Regions from separate parts of the Mus musculus genome. Here region 2 is linked to region 1. A link is a contact called in ENCODE Hi-C or POLR2A ChIA-PET data. All regions are on one chromosome and are shown on one strand. Each heading gives the region's core, a stretch centred on a gene start or an enhancer-like site at or near the end of the contact. The rest is flanking DNA. Distances are from core to core; before and after follow the strand shown.

What was found. A loop is a pair of places that touch in the nucleus more often than their neighbours do. ChIA-PET counts read pairs that join two places held with the same protein, here RNA polymerase II (POLR2A).
Region 2: a map of Patski shows a loop between it and region 1 (528-fold over the local background). The contact joins the promoter of Hras here to the promoter of Selenos in region 1. A Hi-C loop is called at or near these places in 1 of 37 maps with a recorded cell type or tissue (Patski). POLR2A ChIA-PET finds 5 or more read pairs at or near these places in 1 of 5 experiments (Patski).

The regions. Positions count from the first base shown.
Region 1 is chr7:66,076,966-66,083,738 of GRCm38, reverse strand. Selenos (selenoprotein S) reads right to left here and starts at 4,090. Exons shown (of 6, transcript NM_024439.3): 1 at 3,950-4,090; 2 at 3,273-3,407; 3 at 233-339. The coding sequence starts at 4,025.
Region 2 is chr7:141,189,922-141,196,694 of GRCm38, reverse strand. Hras (Harvey rat sarcoma virus oncogene) reads left to right here and starts at 2,691. Exons shown (of 5, transcript NM_001130443.1): 1 at 2,691-2,855; 2 at 3,714-3,865; 3 at 4,075-4,253; 4 at 4,405-4,564; 5 at 5,228-6,761. The coding sequence starts at 3,755. The coding sequence ends at 5,347. It overlaps Lrrc56 (leucine rich repeat containing 56), which reads right to left and starts at 2,565. Exons shown (of 13, transcript NM_001172064.1): 1 at 2,078-2,565; 2 at 717-787.

The DNA of each region.
Region 1 (6,773 bases), core at 2,841-5,340:
CTGTCACTGCAATAATGTATTCACACAACTATTCCGACTAGCATACTTTTCTCTGACTCTGAAATGCATCTTGAATCTAGTGAGACACGACCCTGCTCTCTAAGCTTACAAATAACAGTAAAAATACTTTACTGTTATCACTAAGCCTGATTAGTGAGAGAGACCTTGCTTAGCAGGCTCAAGGGAAAAACAAAAAGACCCAACAAATGGATTAAGTCAACCCAGTTCATACCTGTCTTAGTTTTTCCTTATGTTTTTCAACTTGGGCATTTAGATCTTCCTGCATTCTCAAACGAGCAGCTGCTAAAGCCTCTTGCCGCTTAACAACAACATCAGGTTCTAAAATAGAAAAGCAAGTAGGTATGAGTCCATATGAAATCGTCTCTAGAGAAAGGTTCAAATGTCAGGAAACCACAACAAAGGATCCCCTTGTATACTCATGGCAGAGCACTAAGTGCTCTGATGGCCACCAAGATGAGTGAGAGAACACTGTACAAGGTGGCCATCTCACTTGCACTGACCAGCATTCCACAAAGCAAAACAGAAGGAATTTGCATCTCTATCCATCACTTGACCGGCCCAGGTCAATGAGAAGAGGTGTAAGATTCTTATTCTTGGTCCTACAAAGCAAAGTCCTTTCAACTAGCATTAAGAATCTGAATGTTGGACTGGTGAAATTCTCAGTGGTTACGAGCGCTGGCTGTTCCTCCAGGGGTCCTGAGTTCAATTCCCAGTAACCACATGGTGGCTCACAACCATAAGGGGATCTGATGCCCTCATCTGGCCTGCAGATGTATATGCAAATAACAAATTAATTATATATTAGATAAAAAATAAATTAATCATGTATTAGATAACCTCGACTGGCCTCAAACTCACTATATAGCAGAATGACCTTGAACTCCTGTTCCTCCTGCATCCACGTCCATGTGCAGGACTACAGAAGTCTGCCACCACACCCACTTCTACTTGGTACAGGAGATCAAATGCTCTGTCTTGTGTATGTTAGTCAAGCACTCTACAAACTGGGCCTCAGCTCTAGCCCCAGCCCCAGCCCCAGCCCCAGCCCCAGCCCCAGCCCCAGCCCCAGCCCCAGCCCCAGCTTATTTAATTTTTTTTTTTTTTTTTTTTTAGAACAGGGTCTTACTATGTAGCTCTGGCTGACCTAAAACTATGCAGGCTGGGCTGACCCCAGATTCACACAGATCTGCCTTGCTCTGCCTCCTGAATGTAGGGATTAAAGGTGTGTGCCCCACACCCAGCCCTAGTTTAGTTTTCTACCTAGTTGTAAATCCACCCATCTCAGTACTGCAGTAATCAGTTGAATGGTAATCTATATTTAAGTTATACTGCAATATAAAACAGTGTTTCTTTAGGATACACACACAGGAGTGAAGCTTCTACACAGAATGGCTGCCCTTTGAGCTTTCTCTAAACAACCAAATGGTAAGTGGAAATCAGGTCTGATGAGGTCAGGGAAAAATCAAAATGGAGTGCGTGTAAAACCTAACACTGGAGATGGGGGGAGGTGTGGCACAGTAACTGGAAGAAGGAAGGAAGGAAGGAAGGAAGGAAGGAAGGAAGGAAGGAAGGGAGGGAGGAAGGAAGGGAGGGAGGGAGGGATGGAGGGACAGACAGACCCTAACACTGAGTTTCTGGTCACTCACAATAATTCTAGAGAGGTTCACTGGGGGGTGTCGCTGGAGCACAAAGAAAAGGGTGACATTTTCATTTTAATCCTCTGTAAATTAAGACCCACTAACTGGCCCAGCCACAGCTAATGGGAACAGTGAAAGTCACAAAGCCAGCACAGCTGCTTGACCGCTATCTATCAAAGCTGAGCAGAGCGATACAATCGCTGTCACATGGTCTTCCACTTCTGGTCTTGATCTCCATGTGTTGCATGCTTGGGGACTTTTAATATTTGTACAACTTGGGGATTGATGGGAAGCGTATGACTCTCTTATGCCTTCTCCCAAGAGGACAGCTTCTAAGCGTTCCTAGGGGAGTCCTAAGCATACCACTCACCCCACTTTTAGGGAGACATCCTTATCTGGCTCTACTTGAGGGTCTTCCTTAGGCCCGGAGGTTGTGTCTCAAATAAAGACACCAGAGATCTCCTTGTGAGGCTCAGGCTCCAAGATATCCTTGGATCACGCACTCGCCTCTCCATTTACTCAGGCACAAGATAATTAGAACAAGGTAAACTTAAAAGAGAAATAAGACTCAGCAGGCTGGAGAGGTTGGCAGCCGATCAATCAGGTTAAAGCCTCTTCCTCCTGTCACTCAGGGGAATACGTGGCATATATAACATTGGGGGGGGCACATATGGAATGCCCCTCCAGGAAAAAGATACAACAACAAAGTTAAACCGGCTTGAGTTATCTCTGCCCTACACGGGGGCTTATCCTGATGGACAAAGGATGGTGTGGATAAATGATAGAAGAATGAGGGATTAAGACCTCCCTTGGAAAAATTAGTCTATGCAGGACCACTGTGATGTCCTATGGCCAAGGAACAAAAGAATACCAAGTTCAGACCTAAAAATAAATTCCACAAAGATAAAAACATTGTATTACATCCAAAATTGAATAATAACTGTAGCAGTTCTGGCCTGAAGATTTTCCTTGGGCCTAATGACAATTAGCACTCTAACCATCAAAAGTTGATTAAATAAACTGCTAATCTACTGCCATAGGACATGACAACCTACCCAGGCTGGCTTGGAGATTTTCTGTCTAGTGCCTTTGAAACCATAAGAGCTACCAGCCTGAGAATGGACTGTCATGCTTTGGCAAAATATGCCTCTAGATTCTTTAAAAAAATGGGCTACGGGGTTGATGAGGGAAAATGATTGTAAAAGATAACTCTGCTCTGTCACGGTTTATCAATGATGGCTAAACTTATGACTACGAGGAAGCTAAAATACATCTGGGGACAAAAATATGATCTATGAATCCATCCCTGTCTACGGAGTGCTGTATAAAGCAGCACCCCACTTCCAGTCAGTCAGGTGGCAAGATTCCCAGGACCCCAATGCCTGATCCCCCCACCCCCACCCCCGCCCCTTGACACTTCTTGTTTCCTCCACAAGACCTGGCCATCTCCAGGGACTGGTCCCCATGCACCGAACAAGATGTGCATTGAGTATGCTATACACCATCACGGAGTCTTTGCATCTCAATAAAAATCTTTCAAACCTCAAAGGCATGTCTTGCCACCACCCACTAAGTAAATGACAGGCGCCTTCATTTCTACCACATGGCACTAACCCAGAACAGTCTCGGCTTGGTCCAGCTGTCTCTGCCTCAAAGCCCTCAGTCGAAGGGAGAGCCTCTGGATGACAATGTAGAGTAGGATGCAGCTGAAGAGGATGTACCAGCCATAGCTGGCCAGCAGGGAGCCCACTGGGGGGAAAAAAAAAAAAAAGAGAAAGAAACCAGTTTCAGAAATGGTAATAGCATTTTTTTCAATAATACTCTACAAAAATAGTCATAGCTTCTTCTTTCAGAACCTTCACAGTCTAGCTGGAAATGGACTCCTAAGAAGCGAATCGCTGGGTACAGAAACTTCTCAACTACAAGGGGACTCGGGAGTAGCCCGGAGGGTGCAGAGCCCAGCAGCTAGGTTCTGAAGGACTAAAGGGGACGTGTCTATCTGATTCAGGAAAGCAAAGGCCATCCAGACTCCGTGAGTTACACTTTGTTAAGGAGTGAGACAACAGTGTGTTAGTGTCGGGTAGAGTGAAACGCCGGGCGGAGGACTCCACTGCAAAAGGAAAATGTTAAAGGGACTCCCGTGAGCCAAGTCCGCGAGCGCCCGCCCAGCTAGGGCGACTTCGAGAAAGGTGAGCTCCGGCCCAACAAGCAGGCTCGGCCAGTCCGCGGCGTTAACGCCAAGCCTCCTGGAGGCCGACCCACCGAGCATGGCGGCGCCCGCCGCCCCTGACCTGTCACGTGCAGGAATCGCAGGCTCTCGGTCTCCAGCGCCGGCCTCGCGGACAGAGGTTCCTCATCGCGATCCATGGCGGCCACCGCCACCGCCACCAACGACAAGCCCGCTGCTCCTCTCTGCTCTGCGCTTCCGGTTCGGCCCTATGTACACGTGGCGCTCACTGCCGTGGCGGTACTGACCTATCGTGGCTCGACCTACCTCGACGCTCGACCAATCACAGGGGGGGTGTGACCAGAGGGCGGGGCTGAAAGATGCCCAGGCGGAAGCGCGTTTGACTTTCAGGGAGGAGCTCGCAGCTCAACTCGGCATAGCTCGGATAACCGATCTTGTATTTGATACTGATTGGACATTGAGGCTCAAGAGATTTGAAACCTCCTGGAGATGAGATTTGAGTCCCGCCCTTGTCACCGGGCCCTAAAGGTTTGCAGCATAGATTCCCCTCCCCTAACGTGCGGAAAGCGATCTACTTAGAATTCCTTTCTTCTGATCCACTGTCTCAAGGGAAGGAATTAATGTAGTAATGACTTCAACTTAGGCTCTTATGTGTTACATTACCACAGTTTTTGTAATGGTTCTCTGCAACATACTAGGAAGGCAATAAAGGAGATAGCTGCGATTTGAAAAGGAACTGATGGAATCAAGTTTCCATAGATTAATGGGATTAAGAAGGTGAGAACTCTGTGGTGTTTAAAGGTGGGATCCTTTGGGAAACTACTATATGAGGTCAATGTGGGTGTCCCCAGAGAAAAAGAGACTAGATTTCTGTGCACCCCACCGTGAGATGACTCAGCCTGAGGAGCCTGATGGAATCTATACGGTGCTGTACCAAGCTTGAGGACTTTGAATCTCCAAAATGGAAATAAAACTCACTGTGTCATAAAAACTAGTCTGTTAAGGATCTTCTAATTCAGCGACTCCATCTGGGGACATGGGAGAGAAAAGCCTGGAGTCACTTCACATTATCAACCACCTTGAAAATAGACTTTGATGACTGGATATGAAGCTAAGAATATGAAGATAGCCATGAATTTGCTGATTTTTTTTTTCAGACACAACATGGCTTTTTTAAAAAATTGCTAAATTTTTAAAGTTTTATGATTTTAATAGTTTTCTCAGTGGTAAAAAAGGATCAGTTTAATTTTTTTTTCTTTTTTGGTACCGATGACTGCCACCCCACCTCTGAGGCCAGTTTGAACCCTCTCTCTTTGCTTAAGGTGATTTCTCACATCATACAGAGCAAGTGAAACATCTGGTTACGAGAGAGGAGGTTGCTCATTTGCCTGTTGATCCAGTCCCTTAACATCTGCAATCATGATGATGAAATAAGTAATGTTTAGTTTCATTAAAAGACAAGGTGGAGGGGAAATGTTGGCACACACCTTCAACCCCAGCACTCAGCAGGCAGACACAGGTGAGTCTCTGAATTTGACGCTCAGGACAGTGAGGGCTACACAGAGAAACCTTGCCTTAAAAGCCTTTAATCCCCGCACACTGGTTAAGAGGGGTTAGTTTCATTAAAAGAGGAGGTGCTGGCTCACTCCTTTAATCTCAGCACTCAGGAGGCAGAGGATGGCTGATCCCTGAGTTAGAGGCCAGCTCTGTTTACAGGGTGAGTTCCAGCCAGGGCTACACAGAGAAACCCTGTCTTAAAAAACCAAAACCATGCCTTTAATCCCAGCACTTGGGAGGCAGAGGCAGGCAAATTTCTGAGTTCAAGGCCAACCTGATCTACAGAGTGAATTCCAGGACAACCAGGACTACAGAGAAACCCTATCTTGAAAAAAACCAAAAACCCAAAACCAATAAAAAGGGAGGTGAATGGATAGGATCAAAGTACATGATACACAGATAAAACAGTGTAATAATGAAATCATTATTTTACATAGTCTTAGCCAAGGAATCTCTTCCGCTTGGAACTTTGCAATCTAACATGGAAACTAGCAATTCAGAAAGATAACATGTTAAAACATACAAAGTAGGAGTAGGATTGTATCTCAATTGGCCAGGTGCTTCCTTGCCTAGCACGTACAGAATCCTAGGTGTAAGGTCCCCCACTGCAAACCCGAGTATGTGGCAAATGTCTCTCATCCCAGCATTTGTGAGATGGTGGTAAGAGGATCAGGAATTCAGAGTCATCTTTGGTGTCAACAGGAAGGCCACACTTGGCAGTGTAAGCCTGCCTCAAAAAACAAAACCAAAACCATGGGAGACAAAGGCAGGCATATCTCTGTAGTTAGCCCCCTCTCCAAACAGCAAAGCCAAATTTAAAAATAGACACACACACCCAACAATAACTTTGTTTACAAACCCAGTGTACATACTTAGATACACAGTATAATATTCAACTAAAATTTAAGGTATTTTGAATTGAGTGCATGGGTTTTAGGGTTTAATTTCAGTTCCTGCAATCCTGCTCCTACTTCTCAGGTGTGACGCCTTTGACATTTCATGTGGTAGCTGCCTCCCTGTACTTAACCTGAACAGCTCAGATGTTACCTGGAAAACTAGGGCAAAGGTGAATAGTAACCACAACGCCCACCACTGGCTATGTAGACTCAATGTCTGGCTCTAACCTGTCACTTACTGTCACATCCTTGTCTGGGCCCTTCTTATAGCCATGTCCTTCAGGTTAGAATTTCCCCATCCACTGTATTCAGCCAGGTAAATGCTTTGGTTAATGGAGAGTAAGCAGACCTGTTATCAGTTTTGAGTATAGCTTAGTTAGTTGTTCAAGGCATAGAAAGCCTAGTTTTGTTCATCACGAATGTCACAAGATTTGCACAAGACTGGGCTCCTCAACATCCTACCACTGAGATGAG
Region 2 (6,773 bases), core at 1,442-3,941, about 75 Mb before region 1:
TGTGTGTGTGTGTGTGTGTGTGTGTGTATGTGGAGGCCAGAGAACAACTTTGGGTGCCATTCCTGGGGTGCCATCTTCTTCTTTTGAGATAAGGTTTCTCACTGGCCTGGGACTCACCAAGTAAGCTAAGCTTTGTCTCCACAGTGCTGGGATTATAAGCTCACACTACCATGCCTGGCATTTTGTATGATAATTTTGGGGATCAAGCTCAGGTCTTCATGTAGACAAAGCAATCAATTTGCTGTCTGAGCTATCTCCTTGGCCCCTGGTTCTATATTTGTTTCCCACACTGTCCACACAATGAGCACCGGCTCCAAGCTCCAAGCTTTGCTGTCTGGGGGCATCACAAAGGCTGTGAGTTGAGGCTGGAAAGCTAGCTCAGTGGTTTAGAGCACTTGCTCCTTTTACAGAGGACCTATGTTTGATTCCTAGCATCCATGATGGGTGGCTCCACATACACACACACACACACACACACACACAGACACACACACACACACGCTTATAAGATAAAGATTTTTTTAAAAGGCTGTGAGGCTAGGGATACTGTACAAGATGCCTGTAGTGACCAGCAGCAAGTGGCTACTGACAGTTCCCTGAGCTGCCCCTGACAATGGTTGTGGATCTGCCTTCATTAATGGTTTCATGAGTCTAAGTTTAGGATCAAGATAGCAGGCATTACCTCCAACCATCCACACAGTCTTCTGACTAAGTACCTGAAGGTAGCCGGCTCCTGCTGTAGGTCAAACATCCGGGCAAGGGGGCCACATGTGTCTACATGTAACACCTGTAAAAGAGAATTAGATTAGCTTCCTGGTTAGATCACTGTACTCTGTGGTACCTGAGCTGGCCAAGGTCACAGTATCCAGAAACAAGCAGGTACAAGAATGGGGGAGATGTTAGGTGGAGGCCTGGCCCTGAACTCCCTGTAACCATTCTAATGGAGGATAAAGCTTCTACAATGAGGATTCAGCCAGGGTCCCTCTTGGTCACCCAATGCAAATAAAGACATGATCCAAGTCCTACTTCTACTCCCAGAGGGGAGCCTGGGAATGCTCTTGTCAATCATCTGTGGGCCCGCCTCTCCTGCAGGCACTCCTTCCCATACTTTTTTTTCAGGTGCCTCTACACCTCTGGTAGGAAGTGCATAAACTGTTTCTCCTTAAAGATACAGAGGTCTGTGTTTGGCCCTAGATCTTATACTCAAGAGACAATGGCTAAGGTAAGAACTCTGTTCAGAACATTAAGTATATCCTTTCTTCTTAGTCCTCCTCCGTGGCCTCCATGCAGGTTTGGCCGACCCCTAACTCCTGTACTTCCTGCCGTTCCCAGATACATTTCTCTAGTTAGAGTGATCCCCTTCCACTGCACTTCATGACTTATTGCTTACTCTGTCCTGTATGTCTTGTCCCACAGACGTGGGTCGCCCAGGATCCCCCTAGCACAAAGGACATGGAGAGGAGGTGCTAGGCTCTCACCTGAGGGGTGGGCCAGAGTGCCCAAGACTTGGGGCGCAGCACTAGGCCCCTCCACCGCGGCGGTCGCTCTCTCAGGTGAGGGCTTTTTTTTTTAATTATTATTTTTACCACCGCGATGGGGTTGCAGGCCTGGCGCCATGGCAACGGGGGCGGGGCTCATTTGAATACCCAAATATTCGTGAGCCGCGGGCATCCGGGGCTTCGGTAAGATGAGCCCCGCCCCCTAGCAACGGTTGCCGGGACACGCGGCAGATCCGGTGGAAATGCTCCCTAGAGTAAGAGACAAGCCGGACGGCTGAACGCAGTGAAGGCACTCACGGTGGTTCAGAGAGCCGTCCGTGAGAGGCTTCTGGCCAGCTCTCGGTTATCTGCCTGCTAGATGAATAGAACAAGCCGAGCTTGCACCCCGGGCGGCGACCGGGGTGAGCGTGCAACCCCAGGCCTGCACGACCTGAGTAAAAGCCTGAGTTTTTCTGAGGACGTGCTTATTCGTTTCTTTGAAATTTCAAAAAGTGTTGAAAACATGTCATTTGCGTCTGACACAGATGTACCCTACTTGCTTGAGTGGGTGGAACACTTCATTTCGCCCCAATACCAACTTTTCTGACTTTCGGGGTCGTTCTTCAAATGGACGCAGTATGAGCTTCTGCAGTGTTGGGACCTCGAGTTTGAGAGCGGTAGGGGGGTCTTCTCCAAAACACGAAGAGCGCGGTGTGATGGGCCGACGCTGCCCCAGGATGGAGCCTTTGCTCCACCTCGACCTACGAGAACAGGCAGCTAGGGGTTCCGGCGAACTCTGTCTTCCTCTGTTATTCCGCGTCCGCGGTGCTGACTGTCCCCGACACCAATACCCGGTCGGGATGACCTTTCCACTCGTGGGCCTTTGGGCCTTTGGTGAGGCTGCAGGGTGGAGGCTCTGTAGTAGGTCCTCAACGCAACCCGAGCGTGCACCAGTTTCTCTCCGGAGAAATCCCGGGCTCGTAAGCACGGTCTCGGTCTGTCTCTTCTGCACCTAGGCACTAGACATCACTGTTGAGTGCAGGACCCAAGTTCCGGCACTGCCTTCCCCGCGGCTCCAGGAAGCCCCGCCCAGCTTCGGCTTCTGACGGATGGGTTGCTCAGCCAACCACAACAGGTCGCGGTGCGGAGGAGTTCGACCAATCACGGGCCGCCTCGAGTTGACGGACGGGCGTGGGGCGGAGCGGGGCGGGGCGAGCGCGGGCCCGGCCAAGTCCCCGCCGTCCGCTCCCGGCGCCCGCAGCCCGAGCCGCACCCGCCGCGGACGGAGCTCATGCGCGGGCCCAGCCGGCGCCCGTCCGCGCCCCCGCCCTGCCCCGGCCCCGGCCCCGGCCCCGGGGGCAGTCGCGCCAGCAAGCGGTGAGTGCGGGCACGGGGTGGGGCGCGGGGCGCAGGTGATCGGTGCTTCCTTGCTCCTCTCGGCCCGGCAGCGTGCCTAGCGTCCGGCTGCCCGCCTCTGCGGCCGGACTCGCTCTGCCTGTGGCCGTCCTCCCAGCGAGGCGCCGCCCGGGCCTCCGGAGACTCTGCGCCCCGCGGCCATCACGCTCGGGCCTCGGGGCCACAAGGACACCCGCGTTGGGCCCCAACCAGGGCCTTCTGCTCCCAGCCATCCCTCGCGTTCCTGTAGTCACCTGCTTCCCACACCCTCAGCCGTTTTTCCCCCCCTCTGTGAAAGCTCCCTGGCCCCTTGTGGAAGGTTTGTCTTAGTGGAGGGCAGGGTCCTTCTCCAGCCACCCTCCCCCCGCTGCCGGGACCGCGCCTGGCATGCAGTAGGCGCTCAGTAAATAGTTGTAGGTTGCACCCACATGCCGGCGGGCCAGAGCCGGTTGTAGGCTGGCATTGGCCTGCCTGGGCACGCCGAGGCCGCCGTGGCAGGACCTGTTTTTTGGGGGGTGGCCTCAGCCCTCAGGCGCCTCCAGTTGAGGGTTTCTGCCTACCTAGCGACTTCTAATTTGGGTGCGTGGTTGGGAGAAGCTCTCAGCTGTCAGCCCTGCCTTGGGGGCCTCTCCCTGCTTCCTCACACAGCCATTAAGTGCTGTTTGAGGAGGTTGGGGGGTGGGGGTGGGGTCCTCCCTTTTCAAGCTGAAGGTGCCACAGGTGATCAACTGGGCCACTGGCAGGCCTGCCTGCTCAATGCTGGAGAGGGCCCTTGGGTCAGGCATCTATTAGCCGTCTCAAGTGGCAAGGGCCTTGGCTAAGTGTGCTTCTCATTGGCAGGTGGGGCAGGAGCTCCTGGATTGGCAGCCGCTGTAGAAGCTATGACAGAATACAAGCTTGTGGTGGTGGGCGCTGGAGGCGTGGGAAAGAGTGCCCTGACCATCCAGCTGATCCAGAACCACTTTGTGGACGAGTATGATCCCACTATAGAGGTGAGCTCTGCCTACCTGCCAGAGGTGGGCTGTGGCAGTGGTCATGGGTAAATGACCAAACAGCCCAGGTCTTGTAGGTGTTATGGGGTATGATCCATCAGGGTATGAGAGGTGCAAGGGTGTAGGCTGGTTCTGTGGATTCTCTGGTCTGAGGAGAGGTGAGACCCCACCCCCACCCCCCACCCCCACTAAGCCGTGTTGTTTTGCAGGACTCCTACCGGAAACAGGTGGTCATTGATGGGGAGACATGTCTACTGGACATCTTAGACACAGCAGGTCAAGAAGAGTATAGTGCCATGCGGGACCAGTACATGCGCACAGGGGAGGGCTTCCTCTGTGTATTTGCCATCAACAACACCAAGTCCTTCGAGGACATCCATCAGTACAGGTGAGCCACCTATGGCTAGCCCGTGAGCCCGTGGCACACGTGAGGAAGGTTCCGTGTGCACACTGAGGCTTTATGTCTTTTTTTGAATGTCCTGGACACAGTCATGCCTGCAGCCTGCTAGCTGGCTCATATCCACCCCATCCCCCTCCAGGGAGCAGATCAAGCGGGTGAAAGATTCAGATGATGTGCCAATGGTGCTGGTGGGCAACAAGTGTGACCTGGCTGCTCGCACTGTTGAGTCTCGGCAGGCCCAGGACCTTGCTCGCAGCTATGGCATCCCCTACATTGAAACATCAGCCAAGACCCGGCAGGTGAGCCTGTTTCCCTCTCCACAGCTAGTCAAGGATTTACCGCACCCCACCCCAGCCAGGGAGCAGAGCTCATTGCCGCTCTCCCTCAACACAGGGCAGCCGCTCTGGCTCCAGCTCCGGGACCCTCTGGGATCCCCCCTCCCCCGGGACCCATGTGACCCAGCGGCCCTCAAGCTGTAAGTCTCCCAGACCGCAGGGCTGTGAGGGAGGCAAGGGCCAGGGTCTGGGCTTATGCCCTGCAGTTCTGAGTTCACATAGCTCTAGGGCAGGATGGGGTCCCTGGAGAGAGCTGCCCTGAGCCAGGCCGGAGCGGCGACCCAGGGGCCTTAGTTCTTCTTGTCCCCAGTGTCCTGTGGATACTGGCTAGTTTTAAGCCCTTCAGTGTTGTTAGGCTGTTCAACTTGAGACGTACTGGGGGTCTGGGAGAGTCCTGAGTTAAGTGGCTCTGACTTTGAGTGATACTCAGGAGTGAACCCTATTTCAGGAGAGTGGCCTGTGCCTTTTGGATGGCCAGGGCCCAGCTCCCTATTTGTGTTGGTTTTGCAGCTGAGGAAGGGAGCCTCCAGCGTTGGGGTGTGACCTGATCTAGGCAGGGAGTTTCTTACCCAGACAGCACCCCTTTTCTCCCCAGAGTCCTCTCTGATCTAGTCCCTCTGTCCCCAGGGCGTGGAGGATGCCTTCTATACACTAGTCCGTGAGATTCGGCAGCATAAATTGCGGAAACTGAACCCACCCGATGAGAGTGGTCCTGGCTGCATGAGCTGCAAATGTGTGCTGTCCTGACACCAGGTGAGGCAGGGACCAGCGAGACGTCTGGGGCAGTGACCTCAGCTAGCCAGATGAACTTCATATCCACTCTGATGTCCTTGCTCCCCCAATTCTGCCAATCCCCCCCGCCTGCAGTCAGTCATGTCCTTTGTGCCCGTCCCGGCACAGGCTCAGGACATGGAGGTGCCGGATGCAGGGAGGAGGTGCCGACGGAAGGAAGGAAAGAGGCGGGAAGGAAGGAAACGGTGCTGGAGCCAGGCCAGTCCAGGGATGGTGGACAGATGTGACCAAGACCTTCGCATGGACAATTTGAACAGACTGTCATGAACTGTCCCTGTTGCCACTGGCACCCAAGTCCTCCACCCCTCTCAGTTCCCTCCGGGCGCCTGCCTGTGAGGGCACACGTTGCATCACAGTAAATTATTTGATGGTCTTGACTTGTCTCTGGCTGGAAGTAGGAGGTGCACTGCCTGTGGCCTCACAGAAGATGCTGGGCACCTGGGGTCCATCATCTGCCTTGCTCCTGTGCTAGAAGAGGCTGGGGAGGCTGGCCTGGGACCTCGGACTATACAGCCCTTCCCTTCTGCCTGTCCCAACTGTCTTGTGTTTGCTGCAGAAAGTTATAGGCAACACAAGGATAGTCAGGTGATATGACCTATTGTCCTTTAACTAATGGGAGGAGGAGGGCTCTGAGAGTAAGAGGGTATCCCTTGTCTCCAGCAGGAAACACATTTCCTGCATTCTGGGATCCATGAAATACAGCCTCAAGAGTGACAGAGTGTAAGATTTGCCCTGACCCAACATCCTGCAGCCCTCTGACCTGGGATGGAGATTCTAGGACTATGGAAATAGGGCCCTGATGTTATCTGTGTAGCCTCGGGTCCCACTGGTGCCTAGGGCCTGGCATCACAACTCCCTGAGAGGGTAGAAAGTGCCTCACTGGTTGCTCCCTCTTCTCTGAGGTGTACAGATGTTCTTCTCCAAGTCACCTGTATGGCCTTGAGAGGCACGTGCAGGTCAGATGGCTGCTCACTGCGTGCTTCCTTCTGGCTCTAGTCATGGCTACAGGAGGGTCCATCTGCTTATCCTGCTCCTCTTCCTGGCCACTGGGGCCCATGGTGGGTGCCCTTTATACTTTCCAGACTCGAGTGGAATTGGGTGAAGTCCCTCTGTTTAGGGCACTTGAAATGCAAGGAGCCTCCAATAGACATGATGTAGAGCCTGCTGCTGAGTGGCTGGGCAGTGCGACACCACAGTTGCTCTCTTCCACAGCAGCCAAATGTTCAGCTTCCCTTGTCTGTGTGTATCTGGGGCTCCTGAGGTATCATCTGGAGCGTCAGTGACACCTTCGGAGCCTTGTTGGTCATGAACTTAAGGTGGGTGGGAGATAGTGTCTGCTACACTAGGAGTTGTCCCTGGCCCTGTTTGAGAGTTTTAGCAG